2 separate regions of the Homo sapiens genome follow, and region 1 is linked to region 2. Evidence: chromatin contacts called from ENCODE Hi-C or POLR2A ChIA-PET data. All regions are on one chromosome and are shown on one strand. The core of a region is the stretch at or near the end of the contact, and the rest is flanking DNA. Distances in the headings are between cores, read along the strand shown.

The links. A loop is a pair of places that touch in the nucleus more often than their neighbours do. ChIA-PET counts read pairs that join two places held with the same protein, here RNA polymerase II (POLR2A). Pooled maps may share reads with other maps.
Region 1: a pooled map shows a loop between it and region 2 (7-fold over the local background). The contact joins two enhancer-like sites. A Hi-C loop is called at or near these places in 2 of 168 maps with a recorded cell type or tissue (astrocyte of the cerebellum and endothelial cell of hepatic sinusoid) and 1 of 50 pooled maps. POLR2A ChIA-PET finds 5 or more read pairs at or near these places in 6 of 52 experiments (BJ, H1, PC-3 and 2 more).

Annotation. Positions count from the first base shown.
Region 1 is chr11:61,597,949-61,603,037 of GRCh38, forward strand. LOC101927495 (a long non-coding RNA gene) reads left to right here. Exons shown (of 4, transcript NR_110189.1): 3 at 4,570-4,653. Among named protein-coding and RNA genes, the nearest start is that of SYT7, 19 kb to the left of the region's middle. RefSeq lists enhancers at 1,411-2,078, 2,747-3,414. Within about 2 kb of position 1,530, at least 6 of the 41 ENCODE cell types and tissues checked have a DNase peak (open chromatin) inside an H3K27ac peak, as active enhancers do.
Region 2 is chr11:61,529,159-61,534,114 of GRCh38, forward strand. It overlaps SYT7 (synaptotagmin 7), which reads right to left. Exons shown (of 13, transcript NM_001365809.2): 8 at 3,831-3,966. Among named protein-coding and RNA genes, the nearest start is that of LRRC10B, 23 kb to the left of the region's middle. RefSeq lists enhancers at 805-1,304, 4,784-4,956. Within about 2 kb of position 3,208, at least 3 of the 41 ENCODE cell types and tissues checked have a DNase peak (open chromatin) inside an H3K27ac peak, as active enhancers do.

The DNA.
Region 1 (5,089 bases), core at 280-2,779, 67 kb after region 2:
TTCTTTCTTTTCTTTTTTTGTCATCATCCAACGTGGCTGGGAGTGAGGGGGCTGAGGGAGAAAGTCTCCTGAGATGGGAGAGAAGCCAGGGGTCTGCGGCTGGCCTGGGCTCAGATTGGTGGGCAATAGCATTCAGTGTCTCCCCCACCCCACTTCCCCCTGCAGACCCAGGCCCAATCCGGGCTGCACCCCTAGCGAGGCAAGGGAAGGGCTGGGCCTTCTCTTCTCTCCTCCAGGTCTCTCGTAAGAATGACATAGGAGCATAAGTGCCCCACCCCATTTGACAGATGAGGCTGAGGCTCAGAGCAGAGAAGTGACGGGCAGGTTAGGTGCATGTGGTAAGTGACCAGCCATCTGGGAGTTATCGGGCCTCTTCCGGCAGGAATAGGGGTCTGGGAAGCCCACCCAGTGGGAGATAACTATCTGTCCTCCTTTCTTAGTGGGGTGGGGAAAAGGCAGTCAATAGAAGAAGAAAAGAGGCCAGCCTGACTCCTGCGAGTTCCCAGAATCTATGTGCTGTCTCCAGACTCCAGAACTCTGCCTGGGTGCTCCCACTTTCTGGAACTGCTTCCCCTATCTGGCTAACTCTTACTCGTTCTTCAAGTCTCAGTTTAGATGTTGCCTCTTCCAGGAAGCCTTCCCTTATTTCCCCAGGATTAGGTAGCACTGCTGTGTGCTCCCACTGCTCCCAGGGTTTCCCCCATTAGGGCATGAATCACCTGCTTTGTCGTATTTCTCCTCCTCAGACAGGGAGCTCTTTGAGGGTAAGGCTGTGCCTTGTCAGCCTCTAATATCTATCCCCAGACCCAGTGTGGAGCTGAATACAAAGCTGGCCCAAAGAGCTGTTTGTTGAATTGGTGAGTGACTGAATGGGCATCTATAAAGATCAACTATTTGTCAGTCCTGTGCAGGGGGGTCCAATGTAAAGGAGGCCCCCACCCCCCTGCAGTACCCACCTGTGCAATGGCCCAGGACGCCTTCTGGACAGAGCCTGGACAAGGCGAGGTGAGCTTAGAGAAGGGAAAGATAGCTTTGGAGTAGGGATACTGGGAAGCTCTGGGAAGAGGTCCAAGAGTCTTGGTATGACAAATTGTTTGGGGCAGGTTTAGGGCTGGGGGCTGGTTTAGTGACCTCAGAAGAGGCTGCTTTATCCAGAGCCCAGGACTGTGCCTAGGAATGGACCAGTGAGGGGGCCGGCTGAACAGGGAAGCTGAGTCACGTTCTGGAGAGCCATTTCCAGGTGAAACCAGAAAGGGCAAGCGTCATGCTCAAGGCAACACAAGTGGGCCACAGCTCCCAGCCAGGGCTCTGTGCCACCCATGCCCCGCTTCTGCCCCCTGGCAGCGCCCTGGCTCTGAGTGAACAAGCTGCCCCAGTCCCTGGGGATGCACGCAAACCAGGAGGAGGTGACAATAAGGGCTTATCAAATGGCTTGTAGGAGGCAGCCACAAATTTCAGCGGCTGTGTAATGTGGGTCTAATGTTCACTTAGCAGAGCGACAGCCTGAAAAGTCGGTGCCCGCGCTCTGTCCCTGCTGCGGCCGAGGCTGTTGAAGCCACAGAAAGCGAGTCACTCAGCAGACATCAAGCTCTGCGCTGGGGCTGGTGTAGGTGGGGTGTGGGGCTGTAAGAAGTCTGAGTTTCCAGACGCCAGACCATACTGGCGGCCCCAGCTGGCTGCTCCTGGGGGAGGAAAGGAAGCTACATTTTTGGTCTTGGAAAGGCCAAAAGCCCGGAGTCAGAGCTGCCCATCTACAGACGGGGAGGGGAGGAGGCGTAGCCCTGGGGAACCCACCGCTGAGTGACTTGTTTTCGCTTTCCTCACGAGCCTCTGCTGTTTCTCTGAGTGCCCTGGGATCCCTCCTCTGAGGGGCAGGAGGGGAGGGGTCCTGCCCTGAGCCAGCCCCCAACTACCTACCCTGGAAATGAGTCCCCACCTGGGCCACATGGGGAGGGACTGAGCTCAGGGCTTTACTGAAGGTCAAAGCCTCTCCTTTCTGAAGTCCAAAGAGGCATCCTCACCTCTGAGCCCACCCACAGGGCCTGGGGGTCTGCCTCTGCCCCGTCTTCCTGTGCGACTCCAGGCAACTCCTCAGCCCTTTCTGGGCCTCAGTTTCCCCATCTGTTAAGTGGCTGGAAAGGTCTCCAAGCTCGTCCTTCTTCAGAATCTTGTGAATGATGCATAAGGCAGCTGCCCACACCCTCCCTGGCCCTGCTCTGCTTTTCTGTCCTGCGCGGCATGGGGTCTTTGTTTTGTTCATGGCAGTACCTGCAGCCCTGGAGCAGTCCCTGTTGCATAGTAGGTGCTCAGTAAATACTGGTGGTTTTTAAACTCCCAGAAGCCACCCAACCTCCTCGCTGCAGGTCCCTTCCTCTTGGAAGGGTTTCTGATTCATCCCCTTCTCATTCTCCAGGTTCTGTTTTGTCCCCTCCTAGGCTGGGCTGCATTACAGACTCCTGTGCACGTGTTGGTATGCAAATCTGGAAGCCTCCCCCCTGTTTCTATTCCACCTTCTCCTTTCCATCGTGGGTGCGTGGGAGCCATGTCTTCTTTTAGATCCCCCTGGCGCGGCTAGGATGAGTGCCAGGGCCTTGGTGGTACAGCCAGTGCTCCATAGAGCTGTTTACAGCCTGCCAGTGATTCACCCACAACAACTGAGAGAAGGCTCTGCCCAGGCGGGGCCGAGGCCCAGGGGAAGCAAGGGAGACCATGTCTTCAAAGCCCACTGGGATCTGGAAATAGGGGCCTGAAAGACCTCTCAGAATAGCTTTGGCCTAGGAGAACAGGGATTGGGATGTGGGGGTCCAAGCTGGGCCAGGATTGAGAGAATTTGTTCTGGCTCAAGCCTACTGATTCATTCATGTCCAAGCCTTTTTCAGCATCTCTCCCTGGGCACCTTGGGCTGACAGCTGGGGGCTCTGCAATGAACCAACCTGAGTCTGGGGCTTCAGAAGCTTGTAGGGTGATGGAAAGGGGGCTGGGCATCATGAGCCACAATAGAGACAGCCACGGGTGACGTGCAGGTGCAGCCAAGGTTGTCATTCATTCAGTGGGCTGAGGCTTCATCGAGGAAGGGCTGTCCTAGCAGAAGAAACAGCACATGCCAGGACACAGAGGCCACGCCCAGCAGTGAGTGGTTGGATGCGAGGCCTGCCTTCCTGTTCTACATGGCTCTGGCCACCCCTCTGGTTTTTTTTATCTGTAAAAGTGGAGGTGGTAGCCAGGCATGGTGGCTTATGCCAGTAATCCCAGCACTTTGGGAGGCCGAGGCGGGTGGATCACCTGAGGTCGGGAGGCCGAGGCGGGCAGATCACCTGAGGTCAGGAGTTCGAGACCAGCCTGGCCAACATGGCAAAACCCCGTCTCTACTAAAAATACAAAAATTAGCCGGGAGTGGTGGCACATGCCCCTGTAATCCCAGTTACTCGGGAGGCTGAGGCAGCAGAATCGCTTGAACCCAGGAGGTGGAGGTTGCAGTGAGTCAAGATCACTCCACTGGACTCTAACCTGGGCAACAGAGCGAGACTCTGTCTCAAAAAAAAAAAAAATGATGGAGGTGGTGTTGCTTGAGTAGGGGGTTAGAGGTTGTCCTAAAAGTTTCCCATGGGCCTCTCCAGCTCTGACACGGGGATTCTGTGGGAGTGAGAGGAGGCGAGCTGCTGACAGGGCAGGGATCTGGGTGACAGTGAAGTCCTGGTGGCTGGGCAGGGAGGACAAACAGAGCTGTCTGTTTAGGCAAGGAGGGGAGCTGGGAGGAGGACACTGCCAGCCAGTTGGACTGTCTCTCCAGGCCTAGTGTTTGCCGATGGAATAAGGGAGTCAGGTGTGTCAACAGTGGGGAATGAGGTGGCTCTGCACTACACACACACGGGCTGTCCCTGGACTAGGCCATCAAGAGGGCCATGTAGGACACTGGCTGGTGGGAGCCCATGGAGCCCAGTGCACTTGCCCATTGGGTGCTCAGATGGCTCAGCCCAGGCCGCATCTCTCTCCAGGCCTCTTCCCCTGTCTCTCTGGCTCAGCTTGAGGAAAGGGGCAGGGGCGTGACCCATCCCACTCTGGGAGGGGAGAGAGCCTCCCACCTGCTCCTGACCTCTCCGGGCTTGCTCCCCTGGGGACATCCCACCACATGAGTTCTAGTCTTGACTCTGCCACCAACTTGATGAGTGACCCTGGGAGTCCCTTCCCTCTTTCAACTTCAATTTCATTACCTGAAAATGAGAGGCTGGGAGAGAGGTTTATGAGCAATTTGCCAATGGGACCCCATCTTTGCTTCTACCAGAGCAGTTCCGATTTAAGCAGTTTGCCTGATGAGCCCTTTGAGCCCTGAGCAATTGCTGAGTGTCTACTGCATGCCAGGTGGGCACAGAGTCATGTGGGGCAGCCAGGTTTTCCAGTCTCAGTGTGTTCCTTCTTTAGAAGGGGAGTCTTCCATCTCCAACTGTACACTGGGGCTACGTGTGGTTCTGCAGTTCTGTGAGGAGACCCAGAGTCATACGCACTGTGGTTCATACCCCAGAGCTGCCATTTGCTAATGGTGTGACCTTCTGTAACCCCTTTGTGCCTCAGGTCTCTCATCTGGGAAGTGGGATGATAGCGCCAACCTAGCTGGATTGCTGTGACTGCCAGCACAATGCCTTCTAAGGGTTCAAGGTGGGTGCTCAGTAAGCTGCTCTCATGACTACCAAGGATCCTGATGGTCCTCCCAGTTCTAGGAAGGGGCAGCCATGCAGAACAAGTCTCAAAAGCCAGCAGGAGCAGGAGAGGAGGATTGAGAACCCCCAAATTGATAGGCAGCCTGGGGCTGGGTGGGGCAAAAGGTACTGGAGGTGGTGCCTCTGCCCTTTCCCCTTCCACTGCACCCCGTCCACACTCCATAGAAGTCAGCAGTTCAAGTGTCCTGTAATGCACCCCACACCCCAACACACAACACACAGGAGCCCCAGGCCTCAGATGGGAAAAACACTGTCTGGCACTAGGTCTGGTTGACTGGAGAAGTGGGGAGGGAGCCAGGCAGTCCTTCCATCATGCAGATGGAGAGACCTAGAGTCTCAGGCGTTGGGAAAATGAGTCATTTAACATCCATCAG
Region 2 (4,956 bases), core at 1,958-4,457:
GAAAATCTCCCGTGATGACTGGATGAGGGACAGAAGTAGGACCCTGGGTACCACAGTTAAGAAAAACTGCAGGCATCTCTTCTCTCCCCAACTTCCCCTGTAGAAACCTGCTTTGTGCCCTTTCCTTCATCCTGGAGAGGCAGCCCTAGGCTCTGAAAGACTAAATAATACAGATAATAATAATGCATCAAGTGGGCTCTTACCATGACCAGCGACTCTCGCATCGCCGTCTCCTTACTGAATCCTGACAATAGCCAGGCGAGGCAGGTGTCACCACCCTCTAGCTGAAGAGACTGGTTCAGAGAGGTGAAGTCACATGGCCAAGGCTGACGGCAGTAGGAACCCTCTCTGACTCAAAATCCTGCTCTTTCCACTAAAGCAGGCCCACACCCCAGGGCAACACTGAGGTTTCCCCTCAAGCCGGCAAAGACCCACAGACACCGTGCCAGGTGAAAAGCGTCGGAATCACCCTCATGATAGTTTTTTGTTTTTTTGAGCCAGGGTCTCGCTCTGTTGCCAAGGCTGGAGTGCAGTGGTGCAATCCTGGCTCACTGCCACCTCCACCTCCCAAGGTCAAGCGATTTTCATGCCTCAGCCTCCTGAGTAGCTGGGACCACAGGGGCGTGCCACTACGCCTGGCTGATTTTTGTACTTTTAGTAGAGGCAGGGTTTTGCCACGTTGGTCAGGCGAGTCTCTAATTCCTGGCCACAAGTGATATGCCCGCCTCAGCTTCCCAAAGTGCGGAGATTACAGGCATGAGCCACACACCCGGCCTCACACTCACAGCAGTAACTATCTTAGACTGGCTGGCCGCCCACCTCACCAGACCCTGCCCTGTGCCCTGTGCCTTGTCCTCACTGACCTCTTACAACATCCCAATGAGGCAAGCACTCCCGCTGGAACACGTGGAACACAGCTGGAACAGTTTCCCGGTGTTCCAACTGTGGCTGCGAGCACAGACAGGTTAGGTCACTTGCCTCAAGTCACCTGCGATTGAATGGCCAGTGGGAATGGAACCCAGTTTATCGGCCAGGAATCCTGAGTGCCCTTCCACCTGCGCCTTGCTCTTGCCCTCAGATCTACAGTCTGAGGCTTTACCCCGGTCCTGCCTAGTTGGGGGCACCGAGCTGCCTTACAGCAGAAGATGTTCCCTCCAGCCCCCACCCCTTGGCCGATCCAGACAAACCTGCAAGCGCCACCGCAGGCCCATTGAGAATGTGGCTTTCCTGCCCACAGCCTGCTTTTTCCCGACGCTCTTTTCCCTGCTCATGCCAGCCCCACACCCTTTGACCCTGTTTTTACATCTGCAGAGTGGGGACCATGAGACCTACTTTGCGGGGTCCTGGGAGAGCTAGAAGGGGTTCCTTCTAGAGTTCTGCCCCGCGACCTGACCCACTGGCAGAGGGATCGAGCACCTGGGGCATAGCATGGGTAGACAGTGCCAGCAAAGATCACTCGCCCTCCCCCTTGCTTCTGAAGTTGGGGTGGAGTTGCTGGTGACTGAAGCCCAGCTGGCCTCAGCCCCACCTGAGGTCCCTCTGGTCCCTTGGCTCCTGGCTGCCAAACAGTGTGGTCTTGGGAAGGCCTGGGCTGGCCAGGTAGGTTTCACCTGGGAAAGGGGTGGCAGCTCTATGCCCACTCCCAGCCTTCTTAAGCCACAACCCTGAGCCCTACTTACTCAGCTGGGACAGAGCCATCTCTGTGGCAGCCAGGTTGGCCACCCCATCACAGTCAGGGAAGGTGCTTCCTGAGCGCTTGCACCAGCAGAAGTCAGCCTCGAAAAGCAGCAAGCCACCCCTATACCAGGGCAGGAGGTGCCCAGAAGCAGGTGTGGCCTCGCCTCTTCTCAGACACCTCTGCCCCTCAGCTCCTTCTTTGGCCAGCTCTGGGTGCTTAACTCTTGTCTCTTGACCCCCAGATTCCACAGCCCAGGGTCCAGAGACCAGGACAGGCTGAGGTCACAGTGGGCTGATTCTGCCCTGCTTATCTTATCATGGCTGTTAACATCAACGACCTAGCATTGGCACAGAGCTGTGCAATTAGACTCTGCCCTCCCACCTCTGAGCATCCTCCCAGCACAGGAGAGGGAGATGAGGCCTGCCCTTCCTTCCGCTGGCTGCAGCTGTCGGCCCTTCCCTGGGGGCAGCAAGGGGCAGGCAAGCTGGCTGGGAAGGGGCTGTCCCTTCTGGGAACCTGGCTGCCAGGAAGCTGTAACCAATTAAGGGGCTGTGCAGGGAGGCAGGGTGGGCTGTGGCAATGGCCCATCCAGAAGAGAAGACAGCTGGGGCCAGTCTTCCTGGGGGGGGGAAGATGGAAGGAGGGCAGTGGAGGGCCAGACACACAGGGGCCTGGTGGGCAGGGAGAAGGGGAGAGGTGGGGAGGCCCAAGGTGACCAGATCTAGGATGTGGAAAATCTGATGCTCTAATGTGGATTCAAGAAAACCACAGGATAGACCGGGCGCAGTGGCTCATGCCTGTAATCACAGCACTTTGGGAGGCCGAGGCAGGTGGATCACTTGAGGCTAAGAGTTTGAGACTGGCCTGGCCAACATGGTGAAACCCCGTCTCTACTAAAAATAGAAAAATTAGCCGGGCGTGGTGGTGTACTACTGTAATCCCAGCTACTCGGGAGGCTGAGGGAGGAGAATCACTTGAGCTCGGGAGGCAGATGTTGCAGTGAGTTGAGATTGTGCCACTGCACTCCAGCCTGGGGGACAGAGTGATTCTGTCTCAAAAAAAAAAAAAAAAAAAAAAAAGCAGGCTCTTAGGCCCCACCGAAGGCCCATTGACCAGGAATCTGCATTTTACCAAGGTTCCCGGCTGATTCCTGTGCACGTAGCAATTTGAGAAACGCCAGGCTAGAAGGGGCAGTGGGGATGGATGGTTAGAGCTGGCTGGAACCCTACATGGCAGAAGGGTGGGGGCTCTGGTGCCAGGGCAGTAGGGGAGGGCTGGGAGCTCCCAAGCCTACTTCTTTCTCTCTACAGAAGGGAGGGGTTGAATCCAAGGAGATGAAGTGTCCCAGGTCAAGTCCAGTAGGAACAGAGCAGGTGCTGGGTTCCCAGCCTCATCGCCTCTTCAAGCCTTCCTGAGACTTCTGAGCTAATCCCCAGTTTTCTCCCTCCAGGGCCTCTTTGGAAAGTACAGGTGGGGCAAGTGGCTGTGACTCACTGCTGCCCCCCTGGGGGCACCATGGGAACCACAACCTCTGTCTGGGCCAAACAACCTAGAACTAGGATCCCACAGGGTTGGTGGCATCTGGTGGGGCGTGGGTGTGGACAGGAGCCCCCATCACAGCTGTCCCCTCAGAGGAGCCGGGACCAGTGGATTCCTGCTCTCCTGTTCTCAGGGGCCACCAGCCATGGGAATGGGGCAGGTCACTGGGCTAGGCATTCTACCCCAGACCTCCAATTAAGGGGACATCACTCTCAGGAGGGGACATCTTCTGCCCTGAGTCCTCTGCCCACCAGCCTTTCCCTCTAGGATCCTGAAAGTATCTTGCATGAGTGGGTTTTCTTTGGCCCCTTCTCAATCCACAAAGGGATCCAAGCAGGATGGGTATTCTTATTTTCACTTGTCAAAGGAAGAAACTGAGACATGGAGAAGATATTTTGGTGAAAGAGCTGGGAAGCAAACCCAGGCCTTGGACGCTCAGTCACCAAGCGCCGAGTGGCCACCATGCTGGGCCTGGCTCTCCAGGCTGCTTCTGACCCAGTTCCCTGCCTGGCCACTCCCATGCTGTTAATCATTCCCACACACATCCCTCTTCTTCCTGCCCCTGGCCTCCCAGCCCAGTTCCTTGGAGCAGCGCAGGCTCCCTCATTCTCACCATGAGCATCTCGCTGGTGAGGGAGTTGACGAGGTCTGAGACGGAGGAACGTGGCTCGGTCCGGCGGTCGGACTCATCGTGGGGTGTCTGGCCTGGCACGGGGGCTGTGTTCACCGCCTTCCCTCCTGCAGGCAACCTGAGGGCAGGGGAGTCCAAATGAGATTGGGCTGGGAAGTGAGCTGCGTTGGGCACCCCGGCCTGGGGGGTGGCAGGACCTTCTCTGAAGACCCCAGCAGCTGCCATGCCCGGCGGGCCGGCAGGAGCGGTACTCCAGTCCACGTGGACACCTGGTTTTCCCTGGAGACCCATGCCCGGGGCCCATTCTCCTTGCAGCCTCTACCCCAGGCGACTGTGGCTTAACTACTCCTATAGGGGATATTTTGGGGGGTGTCCCCATTCTTCCTGTTCCCCAGAAACCCCCCACCCTCCAGTCATTGGCTTGCATAGTCGGTCTCTGAGGTGGCCACTGCCCCCAGTCCTCAGAGGCTTGTTCTATCCCATCCGCCCCCAGCCTGGAAGGGGGAGGCTCCACCGTGGTGTGGTGTGTCCAGGTGCCTCTCCGCGTCATTACCCTCTGCAAACACGCCCAGAATGTCTGTTTCCCAGATGCCCCACCTGTGTTTGCTTGGGCTCATCAAGAGTTCTCTTCCCACCCTCCAGACGTGAGACTGACCAGGTGAGGTCAGGACAACTCTCCACAGTGACAGAGTGTTCTGTATTTGTGCTGTCCAGTGGAGCAGCCACATGCCACACGTGTGCACTTGAGCATTTGCAATGTGGCCAGTGTGGCTGAGAGCTGAAATTTTAATTTTGTTGAATGTAAGCTCATTTAGTTTAATGGCCCCATATTGGATAGGGTGAGCCTACACCCCCTTGCTCCTCAGTTCCCATCCTTCTCCCACTTGCTGAAGACTGTGCATTTGGTAAGGCTCTCACCCAGGGTCACAGAAAGACGGGCACCACCGAGAAGCCCTGTCTGTACCTGACTCCATGCCGTTCCCAGGATGCTGGGTTCTTTGACCCAATGGCTGGGTGGTGAGCCCAGGCTCCGTTCAGCTGGGGGTCAGGAAGGGGGCACTAAAAGCCTGCCCAGGGACCAGGATGGAATGTCCCATGAGGAGGAAGA